Regions from separate parts of the Homo sapiens genome. Here regions 2, 3 and 4 are each linked to region 1. Evidence: read pairs that join two places in POLR2A ChIA-PET (ENCODE). Cell type or tissue: MCF 10A. All regions are shown on one strand. Links, peaks and the distances in the headings refer to the core of each region. The heading gives the core; the rest is flanking DNA.

The links. ChIA-PET counts read pairs that join two places held together with the same protein. Peaks named below come from ENCODE experiments on the same cell type or tissue, not always from the same donor. Only the 100,000 strongest peaks of a DNase experiment are listed, where the experiment ranks them.
Region 2: POLR2A ChIA-PET joins it to region 1 with 16 read pairs; 3 of 35 experiments call an interaction of 5 or more read pairs at or near these places.
Region 3: POLR2A ChIA-PET joins it to region 1 with 21 read pairs; 3 of 35 experiments call an interaction of 5 or more read pairs at or near these places.
Region 4: POLR2A ChIA-PET joins it to region 1 with 11 read pairs; 4 of 35 experiments call an interaction of 5 or more read pairs at or near these places.

The regions. Positions count from the first base shown.
Region 1 is chr5:108,725,649-108,731,418 of GRCh38, forward strand. LINC01023 (long intergenic non-protein coding RNA 1023) reads right to left here and starts at 2,613. Exons shown (of 1, transcript NR_046368.1): 1 at 2,177-2,613. RefSeq lists enhancers at 1,856-2,437, 2,277-2,576. In MCF 10A, for the core only: no CTCF peak of the experiment used is centred there; DNase peaks (open chromatin) are centred at 2,243 and 2,713.
Region 2 is chr5:108,870,263-108,876,032 of GRCh38, forward strand. It overlaps FER (FER tyrosine kinase), which reads left to right. Exons shown (of 20, transcript NM_005246.4): 7 at 1,103-1,240; 8 at 1,831-1,950. Among named protein-coding and RNA genes, the nearest start is that of FER, 130 kb to the left of the region's middle. In MCF 10A, for the core only: no CTCF peak of the experiment used is centred there; a DNase peak (open chromatin) is centred at 3,129.
Region 3 is chr5:108,654,032-108,659,801 of GRCh38, forward strand. No RefSeq gene overlaps it. Among named protein-coding and RNA genes, the nearest start is that of LINC01023, 71 kb to the right of the region's middle. In MCF 10A, for the core only: no CTCF peak of the experiment used is centred there; a DNase peak (open chromatin) is centred at 2,250.
Region 4 is chr5:108,639,952-108,645,721 of GRCh38, forward strand. No RefSeq gene overlaps it. Among named protein-coding and RNA genes, the nearest start is that of LINC01023, 85 kb to the right of the region's middle. RefSeq lists an enhancer at 2,377-2,671. In MCF 10A, for the core only: a CTCF peak has its summit at 2,552 (motif pointing right); a DNase peak (open chromatin) is centred at 2,540.

The sequences.
Region 1 (5,770 bases), core at 845-4,844:
ATATGTATTCACAAAAATGTTAACAATTATTAGCTCAGAATGATGAAATCATGGATGAATTTTACTTACTTTTGCTTTATTTTGTTAATCTGTAATTTCTTATTTTTCCATAGTTAATTACATTACTTGAACAATAAGAAAAATACAGTTTGGTTTCTACCAAAGAAAGAACATTGACTGTGGCATCAGAAAGAGCAGGGTTTGAACACTAGTTGTATCTCTCACATTTTAATCTTCTGAGATAATTGTCTTGCTGGTAAATGCGGAAATAATACTTCACAGGCTTGCTCCTTTTCTCCTGTTTAGTTTAAATACAACTATATACATATATACACACACATATCACTGCAATAGAAAAAAAAACTGAATAAATTTATTTTACAAATATCTTTAATGTGTGAGAAAAGTATATTTATTTACAGGGTAAGAAGATTGATGATGATGTGTGAGGATTCTGAAGGGGATCGCTAGGCATTTTCAAAGACTGGATAAGTTAGCCTCCCACTTATCCCTATTTCACCTAAAAACTGATTTAACAATGATTTGTTTTTTTGCCAGGCATTGAGCTAAGTAAAAGAACAAATGAAGAAACAAATTTAAAAACTCAATCTCTATCCTCAAAGAAGTCTAATTAATAAGTGGAGAATGACACAAACAACAAGTCATAATGCAATGTATTAAATACTATCATAGACATATTCACAAAATATTATGGGAACAAAGAGGAGGAACTGAGTTTCTTACTAGTATCCTATAGCATAATACTATGCTCATGTTATTATAATTTGATCTCTTCTTTGGTTCTAAAATAGATTGGTGAAGCACCTTTCTAACCATAAACAGGAAAGAGGAGAAAAAAAGTAATGAATATGAATGTACAGAAGGTGCCTAAAGTAGAATCACAGTGCTGTGAGCAGTAACAAGCAGAAGAACTTAAAGGATAAGCTATGTACAAAATCTCCCTGAAGGCAGGAAGGCAGGTGGTGGAGTGAAGTTGAGTCAGCCTCCATCCTGTTACCATCAGATGGTTCTCAAATGCCTGGCTGGCATCTGGACTGGGAGAACAGCAGATGAAAGGACCCAGAGTGGGAGGAAAATGAATCAGTATGCGATCAGCAAATTGTACCTTGGATTGGGATAGGATTCTTATAATTTAAAAATGTGCCTATATTCAATAACTGCAACTATTTAGAGTAATGGTAGCCTACTGTATTATCAGGAAGTGGTTAAAGAGTAAACATGTTCTGGAGGCAGGGAGATACTTGGGATACAGAAATGAGCGTGCTGAGTAAGAACACAATTGCTTCAGAATGTGCAATTCAACGCTGAATACAGGGTTCCAAATGCAGTTAACATCAACTAAAGAATTTAGCGAAAGGGTGTAGCAGAGTGTAAGTTGGAATTAAATATGGGTCCTTGGTCTGATAGAGAACATTTCAAGCAAGTTCGTTGTTTATATCTGACTTAGAAGGCAATGAGAAACCATACAAGATACGATACTGCTTTCTTCACATTTTCAAAAATATCTATTTTGATCAAAAGGAGTTAGGAAGAACCTGCATGGTGGACTATAACAGATAATAATGGAAGGACTATTCGGACCAAAAATAGTTACCAGTTTCATTGTCCTACTATGTGGAGGGGACAGAGCTGAGAGAAGGGGAAGAGAATAAGGCATTGAGTGGCGTTCTACTACTGGTGTGTGCCAAATACCAATTTCAGCATAAGGACTCAACCCGGAAGGAGCCAGCTGGAGTCCTTATGCTATTCCCGAGGCCTGAAACACGAGTCTAGCTGGTTCGGCCTCATCTGTCAGGTCACAGCTGCAATATTACTTCCTCAGGGAAGCCCTTTCTTTCTTCCTCTTCTCCATCTCCACCCCCTTCCCAAAAGGGCCTCCCGCTATAAGCTCTCAAAGTTGTAATTACATGTGTCTTGTAGTTAACTATTTAGAGTCTGTCTCCACGTCCAGGCTCCAACCAACCTCTCATCCTCAAATGTCTTCACAAGGTCGGTGATCTTGGCAGTTTTACTGACCAAAGAGTGGGGGCTCATCTCCAGCACCTTGCAGTATTGACAGGAAAGTCACTGAGTAGCAAATGAATGCATGAATGAGCTCGTGTTGTTAATATTGCCAGGCCCACAGGAAGCACCCAACAAAGAGCAATGATTGGTGTTCGCGTTCATTATCTCATTTAATTCTTACAAAACCACGGCAAGGATTCAACCCCACAACTGCTGTCTAGAAAACCGAGGAAAGTGACGCAACCCGCGGGAGGTCTGACGGCCCGAGAGCCGCAGCGCCAGGCCCGGGAGCCAGCCCCGTCCACTTCCCCGGTGGATTCTTCTCCGTTCCCCGCCGGCCGCCCCAGGTGAAGCTCCTTTCCGCCGTCAGAAGGAGGCTCCCAGCGGGAAGCAGCATCGAGGGCGACCCAGGGCCAGCACGGGAAATGCCAGGGACCGCGTCAGCCGAGCCTGCTGGAACCCCGCTCCTCGCTGCAGACGCCGTTCCGCCTGAGGACAGTACTCGGGCATGGGGAGTCAGGTGCCCGCCACAGGAACGCAAGAGACCGCGCCGGACCAGCGAAAAAGCTCCATGCTCTCCTGGTTTTCCAACCCGACGCCGCGGCCTGCGGCCACTCTAGGACGCCGGAGGGTCCTCCTCTCAGTGGTTGGGGCTGGGCCGCCCTGCGCCGGGAGCCGCCCACCTTCGGGCTGGGCCGGGCCTGGCCAGAGTCTGGGCTAAGCGCAGGGCCTGCATGAATCTTCAGCCTGGGAGGTGGGGCAGGAGCACGGAGAAGTCTCGAAGAAGTGGAGGAAGCACGCACTGGCTGCCGCGGGAAAAGCTCAGCCAGCAACTGTATCAGCTTTACATTCGACCCTCCTTTGCTGCATGGCAAAAAGAAAATAAACTACCATTTCTTAGTTCGTGTTTTATTTTCAGCTATTTCTTGTTTCCTTGGTTTCGATTCTAATTATTGCTGTAGACGCCTTCAGGTGGTGGAAGCCAAGGCAAGGAACCCCTGACCGCAATTTCCTAACCTTTGGGCAGAGTGTGGGGTGTGGGGACTCCCCGCCTGCCTTTCCCCGCCCCCCCTTCATAGAGACCTAAAAACCTTTAAAAAGGATCTAACACTAGCTCTATTATCTACCCTGTAGCCTACTCAACTAATTAATTCAGACATTTATAATTACACACCAAAAAAAAAAGAGAGAGAGAAAAAAAGTTAAACCGTTGGAACTACAAACATTAAACATGAGCAGTTCTTAGGGCCAAAATCTCTGAATGTGACTGCGACAGATCGCACTTGAAACGCCTGTATGAGGTAAACGGAAATGGCCAGAGAAAATGAACTGACGGGTATGTGTATTTCCAAATGTACTACTATCAGCTAAAAAAGAAACTTCAATGATTAGGTTTATTGAGGTGACATGCAATAATTCTTAAATGTTCTGCAATTAGAAGTTTCTACGTCATGAAGGCAGTTTAGAAGATTACAGCAAAATGGTGAAGCATGACTTCTTCATATGCTTATTCTTCATTCAAAAGCCGTTTGCAGGTTCCCCAGCTTAAAAAGAAGCCTAATTTCACTTATTTTGAAGAGTACTCTGATAAATATGAATACCGAAATCAAATGTTGCTTTGTGTTTAGACAGTTATAGATAGAAAATTCTCGCATGGGCCAGCAAAGAGGTATGGGTAATTTAAGAAGAAAAAAAAAAAAGTTGATGCCCCTGGCTGGTGAAAAACCCCAAGGAATTCACTTTCAGCTGGAAATTTTAGAGCTATTTCGCAATACTTATTAACGAGCTTATTGTATTATTCATTTTAGAAATCTGATTTCGCAATCTTTTATTCGTAGTGGCTCCCTCTAATAACGTCCTCATTTTATCGCTATGTGCATAATGATGTTCTTTAGTATATCCAAGAGAGTTTTTGATGTTGGAATTTGCAATGACTCAAGTTTCACTCCAGCAGCTTGAAAGAGTGATAATGAGGTGCTCTCCTTTTTTTGTATCTATACTCCCCTTCCAGGCATATAATTTCATTTGAAAGTTGATATTGTTCTTCTAGATTTTCTATTCAGTAACGAAATGGAAAGCAATGATTGTTCCCCTAAGAACAACTAAGTTTTCTAAAAGCTATCATAAGGACTTTGTAGCAAACTCTGAAGGTATCATTTGGGAATTTTAACACAATATGCTTGAAAACCAGATAAAAGGGAAGGTTCTAAATTAAAATGTGTGGATGAAAATCTATAATCTGGCACTAAATCAGTAGTGATATAGTGGGTGGCAAATAGAATTGCAGGAAGAAAGTGAAGATCTGGTTGCCTGGAGCTTGTAAGATTCAACCCTAGTTCAACACAGCTCTGTACTTGGACCACAAAGACAGAAAGAAAAAGGGTGTCTGAAGCTGAGAAGCCCAAGAAGAATAAAATACTGAAAATAGTAATAACAGTAAGCAACACTTATACAGTGTTTATTAAATGCCAGCCACCTTGATAGACATTTTACATGCATTATGCCATTTAATCCTCACAACCACCTTGTGAACTTGGTGCTGTCATTGCCCTTGTTTTAAAACTAGATTACTAAGACTTAGTTAAGTAATTTCCTCAAGGTCATGTAGCTGGAAAGTTGTGGAGCAAGTTTTCAAACTTGGGTTTGTCTATCACGCAAGTTATTTTTTACTTTAAAAGATCTGATCTTCTCTACTGTTTTGTCATTTTGCATGGATGTTGGTCATCCTTATGTTCACAATCACTCTTCTCCTTCTGAATTAACAGACCTAGCTGGCAAGGCAGCATAGATAATGGTTAAGGAATGTGGCCATTGCATTCGATTACCTGGATTCAAATTACGATACCTACACTAAAAAGCTGTGAGACTGTGAATCATGGATTTGACCTCTATCTGCCTCATTTTTTACATCTGTAAATAAGGATAATACCAGTGCCAACCCCACAGGTTTTTTATAAGACTTAAATGAGATGGTGTGTGTAAAAGCAGTTGTTATATATCTGAGCATAAAATAAGTGCTCACTATATATTCGTTTTTATTAGGAACCAGTAGTGCATATGATACATTCTTTGACAAAAGCCTGTGAAGAAGCAGAAGCCCAGCTGGCATTTGTTTAGAAGGAAGTGAAACACTGGCCCATAGACCCCTTTGGACCTTTTGAGTCATTCCCCCAGAGTTGAGGAAGAAGAGATGAAGCAAAAGATTATTAGTGACTAAATGCAATCTATGAATCAGGAAAGTAATTTCTGTGTATTTCATACCATTGATGATGGACTAAGGACTAAAGAGATGTTTCTAAATGTGGGCATTGATTATCATTATTAAATAGGCAGCAAAAGCTCAGACTTACTCTGCAAGGAAAAGGATTTATAAAGAATGCCTTGGCTTCTTTATAATCAAAGCTTGCTTATAAGAGTTTTGGGTAGGTCTTTCTCACACAGATAATCTTCACAGTCATTATTGCTTCATCATGGTTTTGAAGCCTAGTACATGAACATCCAGAGTCAGAAAACAGATACATGTGGATGTGACTAGTCAGTTTATTTTAAAAAGAATTTACAAAAAGATTTCTTCAAATCTGTTATTTTTAACCTTTTTGGCATTTGGAGTCTACTAGGAATCAAAAGAGTGCTGTTGAAATAACAATAGCTAATGTTTATTAAACTCTTACCATTCTAAACCCTTTATACATATTAGCGTACTTATTTTCAAGACAAACCTTCAGAGTTGTTTTTATTATTATCC
Region 2 (5,770 bases), core at 841-4,840, 140 kb after region 1:
AGGAGATGTTTTTCATTTTTCCTCCCCATTTGTATTAAAGGTAAATGTTAATGATCTCCACATTACACCTATTTACTGTATTGCTTTAAAAGAGTTATTTAGATAGGCTCATTTACATTAGCAACATTCAGTACTTTTACTTATGAGATTATAATCCCAGAGATACTGACTAAATCTGTATTAAATTTTTCTGCCTCCCCTTTTCTTTAAATTGTGTCTGCCAGTTGATTTCTCTAATTATTTGAAACTAGCATTGCCTGAAACAATTTAAATCTCAGTTTTTTTACCCAAATGATATTTTCCTATTTAAAATAAAGTAATTGAGAGAATACTTCACAATAAGGGAGCTTTTGTACATATTAGTTTTTTATAAGTAATGATGGTGGAAAAGAAAAACCATGCTTTGTATTTATTTCAGCATATGCAGGATAACCTTGTCTGTCTACACTTGCTGTTGACAGTGACCTATGGCATATTTTTACAGTATAGCATTTTTAAGTAGGAAGCTGGTCTCTGCGACAGAATAGTTTTTTCCCTTTTGCATTTATTAGACCAGGCTAATAATTTTGATGACATTTTTGCTACTGATTGGAGGTCAAGAGAAGAAATTTAGATGTCATTCAAGGTATAGAACCAGTTCAACTAAGTATACAAAAAAGAGCAGAGGCCCAGAGGAGCAGGGAAGAACCAGTCAGGTAGAGCATGTGAGGAAGTAACAGACACTGGAAAGGAACATTAAAGAGTCAGGAGTTGATCAGAGTTCCATGTTATTCAACCCAAAATTTATACGAGAATATTTAGACATAGAAAGTTATCAACTCTGGCCCTGCATTTTGGACATATCAAATACATTTTTGAAAAGGTAATGCCATATTCTATATCATTTGTAATTATTGTATTATAACAAATATAAATTGCTAATCTGTACATTTATATAATCCCTCTTCTTTACTCTCCAGGTATGAAATAAGGTGGTACAGGAAACAACCATCTGTACATTTCAACATTACATTTCTTATGCTTATTGTTCTGAATCCTTTTTGAGATAGTATCTCTCTTGATAAAACTTTAAAATGCTGCAAAATTTTATTTTTGTTTTCAGCAAAGGTATATTTGATGAATACAGCCAGATAACCAGTCTTGTCACAGAGGAAATAGTGAATGTCCATAAAGAGATTCAAATGTCGGTTGAACAGATAGATCCTAGTACAGAATACAATAATTTCATAGATGTTCACAGGTATGACATGTTTATTCCTCTTTAAGGATTTATGACAGTATTATTTTTCATTCATACAATAGTTAACCACAGATAAAAATAAGAAATACTTAAGATCTTATTAAGACATAGAATATTTCATATTAATTTATCTGCTTTTAATTTTAAAAGTTCTTTGTCAATGATGATAACTATATAATGTATAGTTTTTGATATGTAAAAATTTGTTAGTTGTTAATCCATATTTAATCCATGCTTAAATCCATATTTAATCCATGAAATTTTTTTTTTATGCTTATATAATAAAACCATGACTTTATATGTATATTACACTTTATGATGCGCCAAATACTTTTCCATGGCATCTTATTTTATACTTAATACAATTGTGACAGGAATAAAGCAGGTTAATGCCTGAATTCTACAGATAAGGAATCTAAGTCTCAAGTTACACAATTTTGAAACCCAGGATTTAGTTTGATTTATACTATTTGTGTTTTCTTTGTTAACATAATTTTGGATAAAAACAAATATTCTGCCTTTAGTGTATATGAAGATATATTATGATACTGTATTTACAATGATCAAAATTATTTGCCATGCTTTACTAGAACAACGGCTGCTAAAGAACAAGAAATAGAGTTTGATACTTCCTTACTGGAAGAAAATGAAAATCTTCAGGCAAATGAGATCATGTGGAATAACTTAACAGCAGAAAGTTTGCAAGTAATGTAAGTATTCACAAAATATCAACAGTTTAAATACTAGTATTATTATTGCTTTATTGTTGTACTCAGATTTAAAATATCAATTATTTTTACAAGTATTGAACAGTAAATTTTTGGGGTCAGAGTGACATGTTTTGAGAAATATGTTAATTTTACTCATTTTCGTCACTACTTTTGGTAATTCCGAATATCAAAGTTCTGTGTGATGTTACATTCATTTGCCCAATTGTTGCTAGTATTTGACATTGGAATAATGCTTTATGCTTTTCAAAATTTATATATATATTAAAATCTCATTTCATCCTCACAATTTATTGGAAGAACCATTTTGGAAATTAGGTTGTTTACTGTTAGAGATAAGAGACTTATTGATGTCAGAGCACTTAGTACAAAAAATTGACTTTTAATTGAATTATTTTCTCTTGAAGCAGGGATGTCTTCTGTTATAGGCTGTTAAATCAGTTCCTTCTTCACTTTGTTGTTTTTGTTGTGTAAAATATTAAAGGAATTTTGAGAAATCACAATGTGTTTTTAGTTCTTTTCAAACATTAAAAGCAATTAGTAGTATATTTTTGAATTTAGAAAACATAAGGTGCTCTACTTCTAAATATTTAACCTATCTCTTGATTTTGTGTGGGAGCAACACAAGGAAATATATTTATTAACAAACATTGCATGTATTTTTTCTTTATGCCAGAACCACAGCTATAAATGATTATGCACTCATTGCTCCTCAATGTTAGACATGTTATATCATATCACCTGTTGGAAATTTACCTCAAATGACTCAGCCAAATGTCCCCACCTAATATAATTAAACAATCTTCTTTCTATTGTTCAGTAACATGGTGGTGGTACGGGTAATTAGCTAAGGTAGGAAATGCAGACTGGCTCTTGGAAAGAGGTTTGGAATCTTTTTTTTTGTTTTTTTAATTTTATTTCATTTTAATTTTGAGATGAGGTCTCACTTTGTGGCCCAGGCTGGAGTGCAGTGGTGCGATCTCGGCTCACTGCAACCTCTGCCTCGCAGTTCAAATGATTCTCATGCCTCAGCCTCCTGAGTAGCTGGATTACAGGCATGTGCCACCATGCCTGGCTAATTTTTGTGTTTTTTTTGTAGAGATGGGGTTTTGCCCTGCTGGCCAGGCTGATCTCAAATTCCTGACTTCAAGTGATTCACCCACCTCGGCCTGCCAGAGTGCTGGGATTACAGGCGTGAGCCACTGTGCCCAGCCAGGTTTTGGAATCTTTAAAGCTGGCTAGATAGGATTGAAGAAACTAACAAATATTTGTCCGCAAATCATGTGTACAAGATGAAGGCTTAGTAATTATGGCATACTGACTACTGGTGAGAGCAATGGAGGCATGAGAGTACACTGCATTACAGAGTTTTTCCTAGCAGCCTTATTGGGATTTTTGAAGCTGTTCCTAAGTTTTTCATGCCCTATACAGGGGTCTCACTTGACTAGGTTTCTGACCATTGATATTTACAATGTCAGCCATCTCTAAACCAGTAGTCCTTGCCCTGGGTGATTTTATACTCCAGGGGACATTTGACAGTATCTGAAGACATTAGCCGTAGATGCTGCTAAACGTCCTACAGTGCACAGGACAGCCTCCCAAACAAAGAATTATCTGGTGAAAATATCAGTAGTGTTGAGGCTGAGAGACTCTGCTTTAAACAATGGAGTTGAATGTATGGTGCAAAATGGATAGCAGAGTTTCTCAATTCCTGTGCAGTGAGACATTCCATTTCTCAATTCACGTGCTGCTGGTGAAGGAATATGACATAGATTACTCCTGTTTCTTTTTATTATAATATTGCTCCCAAATAACTTACTAATTTATTCATCTGATATATTTACTGTATATCTAAGGTTGTAAGGGTTAATGCCTTCAAGGACTTTACACTGAAATTGATTAATATGTTTTAATAAACACCAGAAAGAGTGAGTATATAGATTTTGGAATATAGTGTGGTAAAATTAAAAATAGCTACCTGTTATAAGCTTATGTAAAATCAGAGATTTTGTGACCAAAGAAGAATTTGTTTTATAGCTTTCTAGGGTATAATGAGACCAAAATTAGGTATGCTCATAAATCATTGTTTCTTAATTATAGTGATGAAGCAGTAAACAAAAATGCAATAAATTGAAGGTAATAAATCTTTGATAATGTGGTAGAAGTTTTAATTGCTCACATTTTACTGAGATAAACTTTAGTTACATTTCATTTAACAGTGTCTGTATTCAGGATATGAGTTTAAGATTAGGGGTTTCTTCAAGAATTTTATTCCCAGAGAGTTATTCAGCATCTCTGTTGGCACTTTCAAATAAGTATAAGGTAATTCCATTAAAACTGTATGTATTTTTTTAATGTAATATAAGACTTAGAAAAATCTTTCTTCCTTTTTTTTTTTAACTTAGTAGTGCTTTAAAGTTAAACATCTTTTCTTTCCTGAAGGCATTAATATTGTTAATTTAGTCGTAGATTCGTGTTGTAATATTATTCTAATAGAAGTGAAAGAAACAAATGAACAGTTAGTTCCTGGAAAAAGAAATACAAATTACCAATAGTACTTGGAAAAGATATTCTTCTTTGGCAATTAAATATAAATTAAAAAGAAATAGGCTATTTAACTTACCAGATTAGAAAACATTAAATAATTGGATAATACCCAGTGTTGTATAAAGTACAGATATATAAGCCCTCTTATAAAATGTTGCTACATATGTAAGTTGGTGTATAATTTGGCAAATTATATTTGTGAAACTGGACAGATAACTTATCCCCTCTGTTATGGAAATCTAACACTATGACATGTACCTGATAAAGTTATCACCTTTACCTATCTGAATATGTACCACGAAGCATTTTATCGTAATCTCATTATTTATCTATCAGCCATATTTATCAAGGTCTAAATACATAGGAGAGTTAAACTCAATTATTTGTAGGATTATCTCCTATTTATAGGAAAATTTTTTGGATGGTATCTTACCATGTGGTCAAAGGCTATTTCTCAGCTTCAGGTAACTTCTAGTACTGGACACCTGAAGCTGTGCACTTCCCATCACACATGCATTTATGCTACATTATTTTCGGGCTTAAATCTGAGGTTACTTTCTTTGTATCTATTATATATAATATAATTTCTCTCCTTCCCTACCAACACCTATCTCCCATCTGCCTCTTTTTTTGCATCTACCTTCTTTGCCAAATGCTGAAAGCGTTTTTGTGCTTAATTTATTTTTAATCATCTATTTATTAAAATTATATATGCAAATATTTCATCTCATCTAGTTACTATTTAATTGAATAATTTGGGACTCAGTAATTTTAGTTTTTCAAATTAGTTGAAAAAGTAAAGTCCATACAATTTTGAACATTAGAAGAATATATTTAAGTGTCTGTTTCGTGCTTTTTGTCATTATGGACAGATGAGTCATCTAATGGTGACCTATTGCAAACTTAAATGGAGTTTTGAATCAACACATCAGTAGGCTAAGTATGACAAATTAAAGATAGCAGGTTATTCTAAAATAATATAAGCATTAACTTGTCTGCAAAAGAAGAAATTTTGATTAATTTTAATAAAGCAGTAAAGAATTAAGGTCCTATTTAGTTATTTTGTTGACTCTGTTTTCTGATTTCAAATGAGGTCTCTTTATTATAAGGTGTTATTGCCTATCAGTAGTAGATATATTTGAATACCATGATTACGTAAAATGTGTAGTCTTGTATTCTAAAACAAAATCTAGTCTCAGGCCTTATGATTTCAAGTACATTTTTTAAAGTTTAAAATCAGAACATATTTAGCTTT
Region 3 (5,770 bases), core at 735-4,734, 72 kb before region 1:
TGTCCTGGATGGGCCACGTTTGGGAATGTCCAGCATGCCCACAGCCCTTCTCAAATGAGATTTTCCCAAAAGTTGCCTTGCTGTTACCTGTGGTCCCAAGTGAATGAATCAGGGCAGGCAATCGATCTACTGGTTAGAGACATTTTAGGTTGTTGATATATGAGCTTTTCCCAAATAGATCTCTCCCAAGGAGTTCTCAATGTAAGGCATTGGAATGAATCATTTGTTTTGGGAACAAAGCCAAATAACAGAGAAGGTAAGATACTGAGGTCATGAATAATCAGAAGCAATGAGAGATAATAAACAGAAGCAATGTGAAAGAGAGAAGGGAATAGAGAGAAGTTGGTGGGAACCAGCAGGATTAATAAAGGCAGAGATTTTAAAAAGCCTCATAGAAGCTAAATGGGACTTTGAGGATCCTTTTAAAAGAGCATAGCCTCGGTCAGCATGCGCCTTTGGCTTTAGCCTTCCTGAGAGTGGAAGTCCTACTAAGAATGGCAGTCCAAGAAGAGATAAGGAAGCTGGTTCCTGTTTACCTAAAACTGAGAAAAGTACTTTCAGGTAATATGGATTTTTCTTATTATGCTTGTATACAATTACTGTCCTTTATTTTTAAACTCTGGACTTCAGGTACACAGAATTGGATTCATCTTCATTCTTGGTTAATGGCATGCTACCATCCTTGGCCCATTCATAGCATGGTCTCATTTTATTTCTTGGTAACATAACAAACACCCACAAATTACCACATAATCCAATAATTAGAACAATAACAATGATTCAACCCTCCCATATACTCTTCCCTATTGCATGCTTTTGCTTTCCTGCCATAAATAATCATTTTCCTAAATTGGGGTTTATCATTCTCTTACTTTTCTTTTTTATTATATGTGTGTATGCTGAAATGAAATGTTGTTTAGTACACATTGCTTTTGAACTTTACTAAAGGACATCATGTTGTATGCAGTCTTCTGAGACTTGCTTTTCTTATTCAGCAGTATGTTACTTGGATTAATACAGCCTGTTGCATGTAGTTATAACTCACTCATTTTCACTGATGCTTAATTATTCAATGGTTAATTTATACATTTCCTAGTCGCTGGGCATTTCGATTGTTTCCAGTTTTTGTTGGTTGGTTGGTTTACTTATTGCTGTTACAGGGTTGCTGTAAACATTCTTGTATATAATTCCTGGTACGTGTTCCTTTGGGCATAGTCTAAGGAGTACAATTGTTGTGCCATAGGTTTATGAATTCTCAACTCTTCAACATAATACCAAATTATTTTTCAGTGTAGTTAAACCAATTAAACTCTTGACATATAAAAGATGCTGTTGATTTATATCCTCTCCAGTACTTGGAATGCCAAATCTCTTAATTTAATTAATAAAGTGGCTATAAAATAATATTTTATTGTAGTCTTTTTTAAAAGAAATGAAGTACTGATAGATGCTACAACATGCATATTTTTAACTAATTAATTTTTTTTTTTGTAGAGACAGGTTGGGGGTAGGGTCTTCCTTTGTTACCCGGGCTGGTCTCAAACTCCTGGCTTCAAGCAATCCTCCTGCCTTGGCCTCCCAAAGTGCTGGGATTACAGGCATGAGCCAACGTAGCCGGCTTGTAGTCTTTTTTTTTTTTTGTAAGTGAATATGTATTACTTGAAAAATCAGGTAGAAACAGTGTAAGTATTACTTATAAAGCCAGCTAAAAAAGCATGTGGAAACAGAAATACCTTGATTCAGAAACTCACATACATGTACATATAAAATCCAAACCTACAAGTTCCCCCACCCTTCAGATCTGGAAAAAAAAATTCTCAATGGTATTTGAGCTGAATATGGGAAAAAGCATAAACTATCTCTAGTTCCTTTTCTAAGCCACTTACTAAGACAAACATAAACTCCTAGATTTTTTTTCTGCTGCACTATAAAGCAGCCCTTCAAGTATATGCAGCCTGTGGCAGCAAGGGGGAAAGGGTCTGGATCTCAGTCCTACAATGCCTTTTAAATTCAATGTTGATTCCATGAGTTGTGTTTATGTGATATCAAAGTAACTATTTTAACTCGGGGGTAAAAAGTGTGTCTTTGGCATCACATAGACAAGAGCTCAAGTTGTTTGATCGAATTTTTCATGTTTAACCACTCAGGTTGGCATTTATAGAAAGAACCCCTCTTCTGCCAGATTACCTTGTGGTTACTTTCCTATTCCCTAGAGGAGCTGTAAATTACTCAGAGAATAAACCGGCAGGTGTTACGTAAACACTGAATACAACTAAACATTCCTTTCAAATAATGTCACATTAAAACTTGAACAAGACTCAAAGAATTTTGCAATATTCCAAAGAAGAAAGCAATATATAGCAGCCTCGGAAATACTGAAATTGCTAGTAAAACAAATCTACAAAATTGACTTTGGAAAAAACAACACCAAAACAGCAATAAGAGCAACAAAAACAATAAAGTTTATGTACAAAGAGAAGCAACCAATGTTAAAGTAAATAAAATATCTTCCTATAACCAGACTTACTGCTATGTTCCATGGGTTCAAATGAAAGTGCTTTTATTCTGCAAAATTATAGTTTACAGCATCATATGTGATTAAAGAAGTAGCAGTAAAAATGTCTACCTGTCTACTGGAAGAAATGAAAGCTAGGTATGATATAGAAAGGATAATCAGCTATTTCCTGTTATTTTCCTCAGAACCTTAAGTCGACTGAATCCAACAAGCATTAGCTTCATTTTCCTTTTCTCTGATTCAATTCACACTAGTTTACTGAGCATCTAATATGGACCACTGGTGAAAGATGTTAAATATTTAATGATGAAGAAGACTCAGCAGGGTATGGGGGGATTCAAATAGGGATAAGACTTTATGTGGCTGAAGGGCAGAAAAGACATCGTATGTGAGAGTAACATCCAAAATAGATCTTAGAAGATTGGGCCAATGGAGATGCCTTCATCTCCCAGATGTGTCCCAGATAGAAAGAACAACACAAGCAAAAGCACGGATATATAAAATAATTATGCTTGGAGACAAGAGTGAATGGTTTAGCAAATGACAGAGGGATTGAAAGAGCTGTTTAAAAAGAGAAGAAAGCTATAGGATTCTTTAGGCTAAAGGTGACTGCAACATAACTAAAATCGAACTAAGCTCAGAAAGGCAGGTATTGGCCTATTTAACTGGAAAGTCAAGAACGCTGGGTTGGTGGCATGCGACTGTAATCGCAGCTACTCAGGAGGCTGAGACGGGAGGATCCTTTGAGCTCAGGAGTTCAAGACTAGCCTGGGCAATATAGCGAGGATCCTGTCTCTAAACAAAAACAAAAAGCACAAAGTCAAGGAGGTGCTCTGGCTTCACTCATAGCTGGATCCAGGGAGTCTCACTTTGCTCAATAAACTTTACCTCTTTTTTTTCTGTTGGCTTTGTGTTATAGTTGGTAATCCTAGCTACTTTTGTCTTTTACCATAGTGACTTCTAGCAGCCTCAACAGAAAATGAGCTGCTCTTTCTCAACTGCTCAGACAAAAGCCTCAGAATAGAGATTCATTTATCTGACTTAACTAATTTATGCCTGTCCCTGACCCAATTATTGGGTCTAGGAGGATTCGTCATGTGTTCACTCCTAGAGCCAAGAAGAAGGATCATTGCCAGACAAACTGGGATGAAGGAATGGGTACCTGTAAAGAAACTTAAAGCCCTACCAAATAAATAACTGCCTGTTGGGTAGAAAAAACACCAGGTGTCCCCACCAGGCTCTGAAACCAATCTGAAGAAAATGCACTTGAGCCACTGAAAAATTTTAGGCAAAGAAGCAGCATGATTAGAGTAGTTCCAGAATGATCTGGTCCCAAGGTAGAGAACAGATAAGAGTTGAGAGGGACTGAAAGTGCCTGCGACAGAAAAGATGATTCAGTAATAATGTTTTAAAAAGAAAATAAGAGTCTCAGCCTGGTGCGGTGGCTCATGCCTGAAATTCTAGCACTTTGGGAGGCTGAGGCAGGTGGATCGCTTAAGCTCAAGAGTTCAAGACCAGCATGGGCAACATGGCAAAACTCCATCTCTACCAAAAGTACAAAAATTAGCTAGGCCTGGTAGCCTAAGCCTGTAGTCCCAGCTACTCAGGAGACTGAGGTGGGAGGATCACTGGAGCCCAGGAAGCTGAGGCTGCAGTGAGCCATGATCACACCACTGCATTCCAGCCTGGGTGACAGAGTGAGACTCTGTCTCAAAAAAAAAAAAAAAGAAAAGAAAAGAAAAAGAAAAAAGGAAAAGAAAATAAGGGTCTGAACTAGAATTGTGGCCTTGATATTTGAAGGGCAATGGATTAAGGAGACATTTTAGAAGTTTGTATCAACTTGGTTATTGGCTGAATTCTGTGGAAGAGAAAATGAGGCACCAAATATGATTGTTGTTTTCAAGTCCGGTTAACAGGAGAAATGGGAGAGTCAGGAGGAGTTGTCTGGGGGTGAAGCGGTTTAGCTTGGAAGTGCTGAGTTTGAGGATAGGTGGTGCTCTCGGTAGAGATTTTCATCAGTCAGCTGGGAAATGAAGTTGGAATAAAATCCAGAAGCAGAGCCAGATCCAAAAGGATAATAGCAGTAAACACCAAGGTAATTCCAGGAGGCAGAAAGCCAGGATGAGGGCAAGAGCCACTGGAGCAGAGAGTGGCTTGTCTGGATGGTTTCTCTGTTCACACCCAGCGATTGTATGTGGGGTCCCTACAGGTACTAAAGAGAAATCGAGGATGTGGGCTTTGCCCAGGTGGCCACTATGGATGATAACAGAAATAAGGAAAGAGTACTGGACCACTTCTTTGTATAACTGACTGATTCGTTCTTGACCTCTCCCCTAACAATTGAAAGTTTTCTTTTCTTCCTTCCGTTTTCTTACTTTTTATTCCTCATGCATATTCTAATCCTCTGAGTTTGTTAGCCAGTCTGCATAAGTCTTTCCATTCTCCATTCTCTAGTTACTTGTCAAAATAGTTCCTCTGTGAATTATCATCCCCCATGACCCCCCACCCACAACACCATTATTGTCACATTCATTATGGTGGCTCTTGTGAAGGAAGTCATCCCAGACCTGGGCTAAGACCTTTCCTCTGGAGCAGAGTCACTGTGTGATTGTGGTCATGTTATTAGCTTTTCGAAACCTTGATTTCCTCTTCTAAAAAAAGGCTAAGTGACCATACCACTTCATACGGTTGTAAAGATTAAGTAAAATACGTATGGTGCAAAAGCAATATTTTGTGTTTAACTTGCCTAATTGTGTTTAACTTGCCTAATTTGCAAGAGAGGAGTTTGAAGCTGGAGAAGGATTTAATCTTTCTGTCCTTCTTGAATTTCTCACTTCACTCCTCACAGGACTCTCCTCCATACCATAGGACTCTCCTCCATTTCCAACCCTAGTTGAAATCTGTTGCTAAGTGGGATTCTGGTTTGCTTGTAAATCTAATTTTGAGATACCTCTTATACAAGGTATCTCAATAAAGCGACCTTCAAAAGGAAGAAAGAAAAGGAGAGAAAAAAGGAAAAGAAAGGAAGAATGGGAAGAGGGAGGGAGCCAGGAACAAATAAGTTGGCTCCATGTGTTTTGCTGCCTTTTATCAGGAGCAGAAGAAATGTCTATGCTGATGGTGAGGTCAGAGAAAGACAGTGTCACACCCAAGGCCAACATCTGACTTTTTCACCTGTTCGAGGCTGCCCTTTCCTGGGACCTCGCTGATGGTTAATCACTAACTTCTGCTACACTAACACAACTCAGTTTAGAT
Region 4 (5,770 bases), core at 605-4,604, 86 kb before region 1:
GTCTGGACTGATGAGTACAGGAAGCCTGTGGTTTGGTGTACTGGAGATGATTGCTTAGCTTAAATTATACAAAGATTTCATTAATATAATTTCCTTGTCTCCTGTATGGATTTCTTTTAGCAGTCCCCATTACTGAAAAGAGAATACAAATCAACAAATAAGTTCTTTTCTCTTCAACAATCTCAATATTAGGTCAGTGAAATTTTTTTAATTTGAAAGTACTTTTTTCACTTCTACTAGTGTAAATAATCCAAGAGTTATTATTATTATTATTATTATTATTATTATTGGTCTTTTTTACCTTCCTTCCTTTGAAAAACCTTCTATTTGTGATTGAAAGATTGGGGAAAAGTAACTATTTTATGGTCCTGGCTGTGTCTAAACCCTAATCTAAAAATTTGCTGGCATTCTCTCATTGAAGTTGTCACAGCTTACATATTTAGTTTTCTATAATATCTCATACACCAAAATCCAAAAACCACAAAAACAAATCTTTCCTTGGTTTTACATCATTTAGATGCTTCAAGGTAATAGGCATCCGTTGTTTGCAAAGCCCATTCTGGGTCTGGATGTGTGCTAGATGAGGTACAAAGATATCACAGGTGAGCTGAGGACAAAACCAGAGCCAGAGCCTCCCATGATGATCAACTTTGCTGTATGTCATGTTCCACAGAGTCATTGCAAGGCTAACTTTGGTCAGAGAGTGCTAAAGTGGAGGTGCCAGAAAGAAGGAGAATGTGGACCCCATGCCGGACACATGTTTGCATATATTATTTCATTTAGTCTTCACACTCACCTTGACTGGTTTATAAATGGAGAATCTTTCATGTCAAGAGGTTAAGTAACTTGCTCAAGGTCAAACAGCTAAGAAGTGACAGCAACAGGATTAAAATCTTGGCTGGGCGCAGTGGCTCATGCCTGTAATCCCAGCACTTTGGGAGGCCAAGGTGGGCGGATCACCTGAGGTCAAGGGTTCCAGACCAGACTGACCAACATGGAGAAACCCCGTCTCTACTAAAAACACAAAAATTAGCCGGGTGTGATGGCACATGCCTGTAATCCCAGCTACTCAGGAGGCTGAGGCAAGAGAATTGCTTGAATCTGGGAGGCAGAGGTTGCAGTGAGCCAAGATTGCACTCCAGCCTGGGCAACAAGAGTGAAACTCCATCTCCAAAACAAACAAACAAACAAACAAACAAACAAACAAAACAGGATTAAAAAAAAAAAACAGGATTGAAATCTTGCTATAATTTCAGGGCCAAGAGAAAGGCCTATTGTGAGTATAAGTTTATTACCCTACTGACTGATTGATGTATGAAATTTTGCTGTTAAAGCTAATTTTGTATAGTGGTTTTCCAAATGCATTCTTCCAAAAATTACCATTCTAAAGTTTTAGTGGTTTTTCAGTGGTTCTAGAAAATTTTATTGGAATTTCATTTATAAAACAGAGTTCTAATTTGAATGAAATGCATGTGTTATTTACCAACACCTGCAACACCACGAAAATATTCATTTAAATTCTATTGGTTAATTTCATAAGTAAATGTCACAAATTGGGACTTACAAAAAAAGAACCCTGTTTTTTAAAATAACACTTTTTGTGTTGTTCTATAATTGGAATTCTGTTACTGCCTTATTTCTCTGATTCTCTTTTCATCAATATTTACTGAAAGAAGTAATATTCTTTGATTACATTTCCTACACCCCCTTGCTCTCTGAAGCCCACTTCAATCAGAACTCAATCCTGTCCACTCCAACAAAGCTGTGATAGTCTGTGTCATGACTGCCTTGACGAAAGCCAGCCAGGACACCCAAATTCTGGGGTTATTTTTTGCTCTTACCTCACTGGCTCCTCAGAAACATTCAACACAGATAACAGCACCATTCTTCAAATCCTTTCCCCCATGGCTTCCAGGGCACTGTAGTTTCCTGGTTTCCTAACCTCCCTCTCCTGGTCCCCACCACTGGATCTTCTTCCTCACTTTGTCCCCTAATCTACCTGCTGATAACTGGCCCTTACCCTTAGTTTCAGAACCATATATTCAGCCCTTATTTGATATCTCCACAGGGAAGTTTAACAGAGTTCATATTTAATGTGTCCAAAACAATATTCTTGATCTTCCCCTCTCAACCTATTCCTCGCATATTGTGCCCCATCTTGGTAAATGACCTTACTGTCTACCCAGTTGCTCCGACTGAAAATATGAGAGTAACCCTTGACTCCTTTTCCTTTACTTTCCACAGCTAACTGACTGACAGGTCCTATCAGCTTTATCTCCAAAATGTATCCTGAGTCACTCTCTCCAGCCCTGCTGCTACCGTTCCAGTCCAAATAACCAACATTTCTTCTGAGTTTCTGCTCCAGCCTCCTGCTTCCACTCTTTCCCCTTCTCCAGTTCTCCATTCTCCCTGCCATAGCTCAGGGTTTCTCAAGCACGTCACGACGGACAGTTTAGGCTGCCTATTTCTTTGTTGTAGGGGGTAGTCCAGACATGGTAGGCTGTTTAGCAGCATCTTTGGCCTTTGCCCACTAGATGTCAGTAGCACTCCCCAGTGTGACAACTGAAGCTGTCTCCAGGCATGGACAAATGTCCCCAGGAGGCAAAAATCACCCCCTGTTGAGAATCCCTGCCATAGCATGAACAATTTTTACTTTTAAAAAATGAGTCATAATTAATGATAATGGTAAGTAGTAAAATTTAAAATAAAATAAAATAACAATAATAGTAATGTCACTTCTCTCATTTAAACCCTCCAGTGACTCCCCAAGTCTCTTACCACAGCCAGGAAGGCTCTGCATGATCTGGTTCCTGCCAACCTCTCTGACTTTAAGGCCCCCATGGCCTGATTTCTATTCCTTATATAAACAAACTCATTCTCACCTCAAGGCAATCACACTTGCTATTCTTTATATCTAGGGCACCTTTCCCTTAACTTCCTGCATGGCCACTTTCTTTACACAGTGGATCCAACTCCTCAGAAACTTCTCTCACCACCCTACCTCGTGTGTCCCCACATCACATTATCATGTCTGTTTTCTTCCCAGCATCTATAGTTAGTTACGTGAGATGACTTCATGTACATGTTTCCTTATCTGTCTCCTCAGCTACAATATAAACTCCTAGTCTTTTGTGCACACCACTATGTCTCCAGTGTCCTGAACAGTGCCAGGCACACAGTAGGTGCCCAAGAAATACTCACTGAGTTTTAAAATTCTTCAAGAGGCCAGGTGTGGTGGCTGTAATCTCAGTGCTTTGGGAGGCTGAGGCAGGAGGATGGCTCGAGGCCAGGAATTCAAGATCAAGGCAACGTAGTGAGACTCCATCTCTAAAAAAATTATTAAAAATTAGCCAGGTATGGTGTCTTGTGCCTGTAGTCCCAGCTATTTGGTAGGCTGAACCAAGAGGATTGCTTGAGCCCGGGAGTTTGAGGCTGCAGTGAGCTAAGATTGTGCCACTGGACTCCAGTCTGAGCAACAGAACAAGACCCTGTTTCTAAAAAAAATAAAATAATGATGATTCGTCATGTCTTGGATTAACATACTGATGTGGTTATATGCAAAGCTTCTCAGTCTAAATGTTTGCAAGTATTTTTAGTAGAACAGGAGACTGGTCACACACAGCTCAAATAAATTCTCATGTTGACATTATGCATTTGATGGGATGCATGTGGAGAATGTCCCTTTCGTAAGGAAAAGTTATTGGCTTGATTGGATTATAATTGGAGCCCAAATACTAATAAACGAAGTTTGGCAAAGTTAAGACCATGAAACTCATCTTTGTAAGTGACCTAAGCTTGTTGAAACCCATTCCCAGAGGTGAAAGCCTAATGAATCTATCTCTTGTGCCATGGGGCCTTCTGTTGATATAAGCTTTGTCAGGGGAATGAGGTATTGACGTTTTAATGTCTGTGGATTATGGTAATGCGCTTAACTATATTGATCTGTTCAGTATTCTGTACTTGCTTTGTTGCTATCCCAAAACTCCAAAAGAAGGAGGTGTCCAGATGGTCATAACACAGACTATGAAAAGGAATCAAAGAAGTAGAATATCAGTGTAATTCATAAAATATAAGACATCAAATTTTGACACCTCAGTTGAGCCACAGGCCTAATGGGAAAGTACTTAATGGGCTAAATTAATCCTACCACTGACAAAAATTGATGTGCGTGATAAGAATGAAAATCTCCCAACTGACCTGCAGTCTGTGGGAGAGACAGAGAAGTAACTTTATGGGTGAGCCCTTGGGTTCTGCCATTCAGGCAAGGACTTGGAAGTAATGTAGTAATGTAAGTACAGGTAGGGGAGGCACAGAATTCTGGGGTCCCAAGTGGGCCTGGAAAACTCCAAGGCAAGAATCAGTGGAGGGAAAAGCCCTGGGCTCTGAAGTTAGGCAGGCCTGGCTTAGCCCCCCAAGTTCTGCACTTACTAATCACTGCTTATCAGAATGCCTGCCTGCAGGTTCTTTTATATCCCTATGCTTTCATTTTTTTCACCTATAAGGAGAGGGAAAATAATGTTTCTTTTCTCATAAGATGTGAGAGGGATAAAATGTGATAATGTAGGGAAAGTATCAGGACCAGATGAGGCATGTGAATTATCTTCATCCCTGTTTTCTATTTCATTCCAGACAATGTGGCATCTGCTGTAATTAAGATACCATGTGCATTACCTACCTGACCTTGAAATCAGCAAAGACCTTCAGAGAGGGAACCCAGAATCACTCTCCTGTTCTCAGCAGCTTTTGTCAGCTGCCTCAGAGGAAAGATTAGCTTGTGTGAGATGCTGTCATTGAGTTACCCTCTGTTCTGTAAAGGTGATCTAAGGCTTGGCAGGAGCAGTTGGGAGGTAGAAGGGAGAGCTTGGGGAGCATCTGTGCCCACTACCCCAAGTTGCCAGCCTGCAGCAGAAGAGCACAGAGCAGCAGACCCCTGCCCTGCCAGGATGATCCTTGTCACAGATGCCACAGACACTTTACAGCCATTGTAATAGAAGCTGAGTCTGCCAGCCCTGGCTTCTTAAGAGAGGGGATAAACAATAGCTAGCAGATTAAATAATGCAGGACATTTTATATTCAAGTTTGTGAGTTTAGCAGAAACTGAGAGGATAATAAATAAAGAGGACCACGATAGCCTTTAATAAAGCAAACAGACCAAGGAGTCATTCATTTGCCATATGAAGGATTTGTTTTCCAGGAAAATCATGCAAAAAGGCTTAGCCTATTCTGCAGATGAAAAACTGGCCTGACCCTATCTTGCCCAGCTGAATGAACTCTGTGAACAGGATTTTCAAAGTACTCTTTTTCAATTAACGTTTTAATATTCTGAGCCTTTGCATGGAAATTATAACTTTAGCTGTTGAAGATGACTTAAGCGAGTGCCTGATTTACACAAATGCACCCAAGCAATGCCAGTGGCCTTTGCAAATTAGATTTTTAAAATAATTCACAGAGCAGCTTTTTTATGTACTCAGGTGCCTCCCATGCGCAGCCTTCCAGCCTTGTTCTGAAGAACAGAGTTTTCAGAACTGAATGCACATTTCAACTCCTAATTCATACTTCTGCCTTTCCTTTTAGATGACTTCACTACTACTTTCATTTATTGGAATAATTAAACGAAAACTAAAGGTCTTGCAATGAGGAGTTGTCAATCATCAAGTCTTCCTTCATAATTGCCAAATCTCAGGTCATCACTAAACCTTCATTCCCTCTCTCATCACCTTGCATCTGTGTTGTTGCCACAGCCTCCTGATGTTGTGATCCACTCTATACA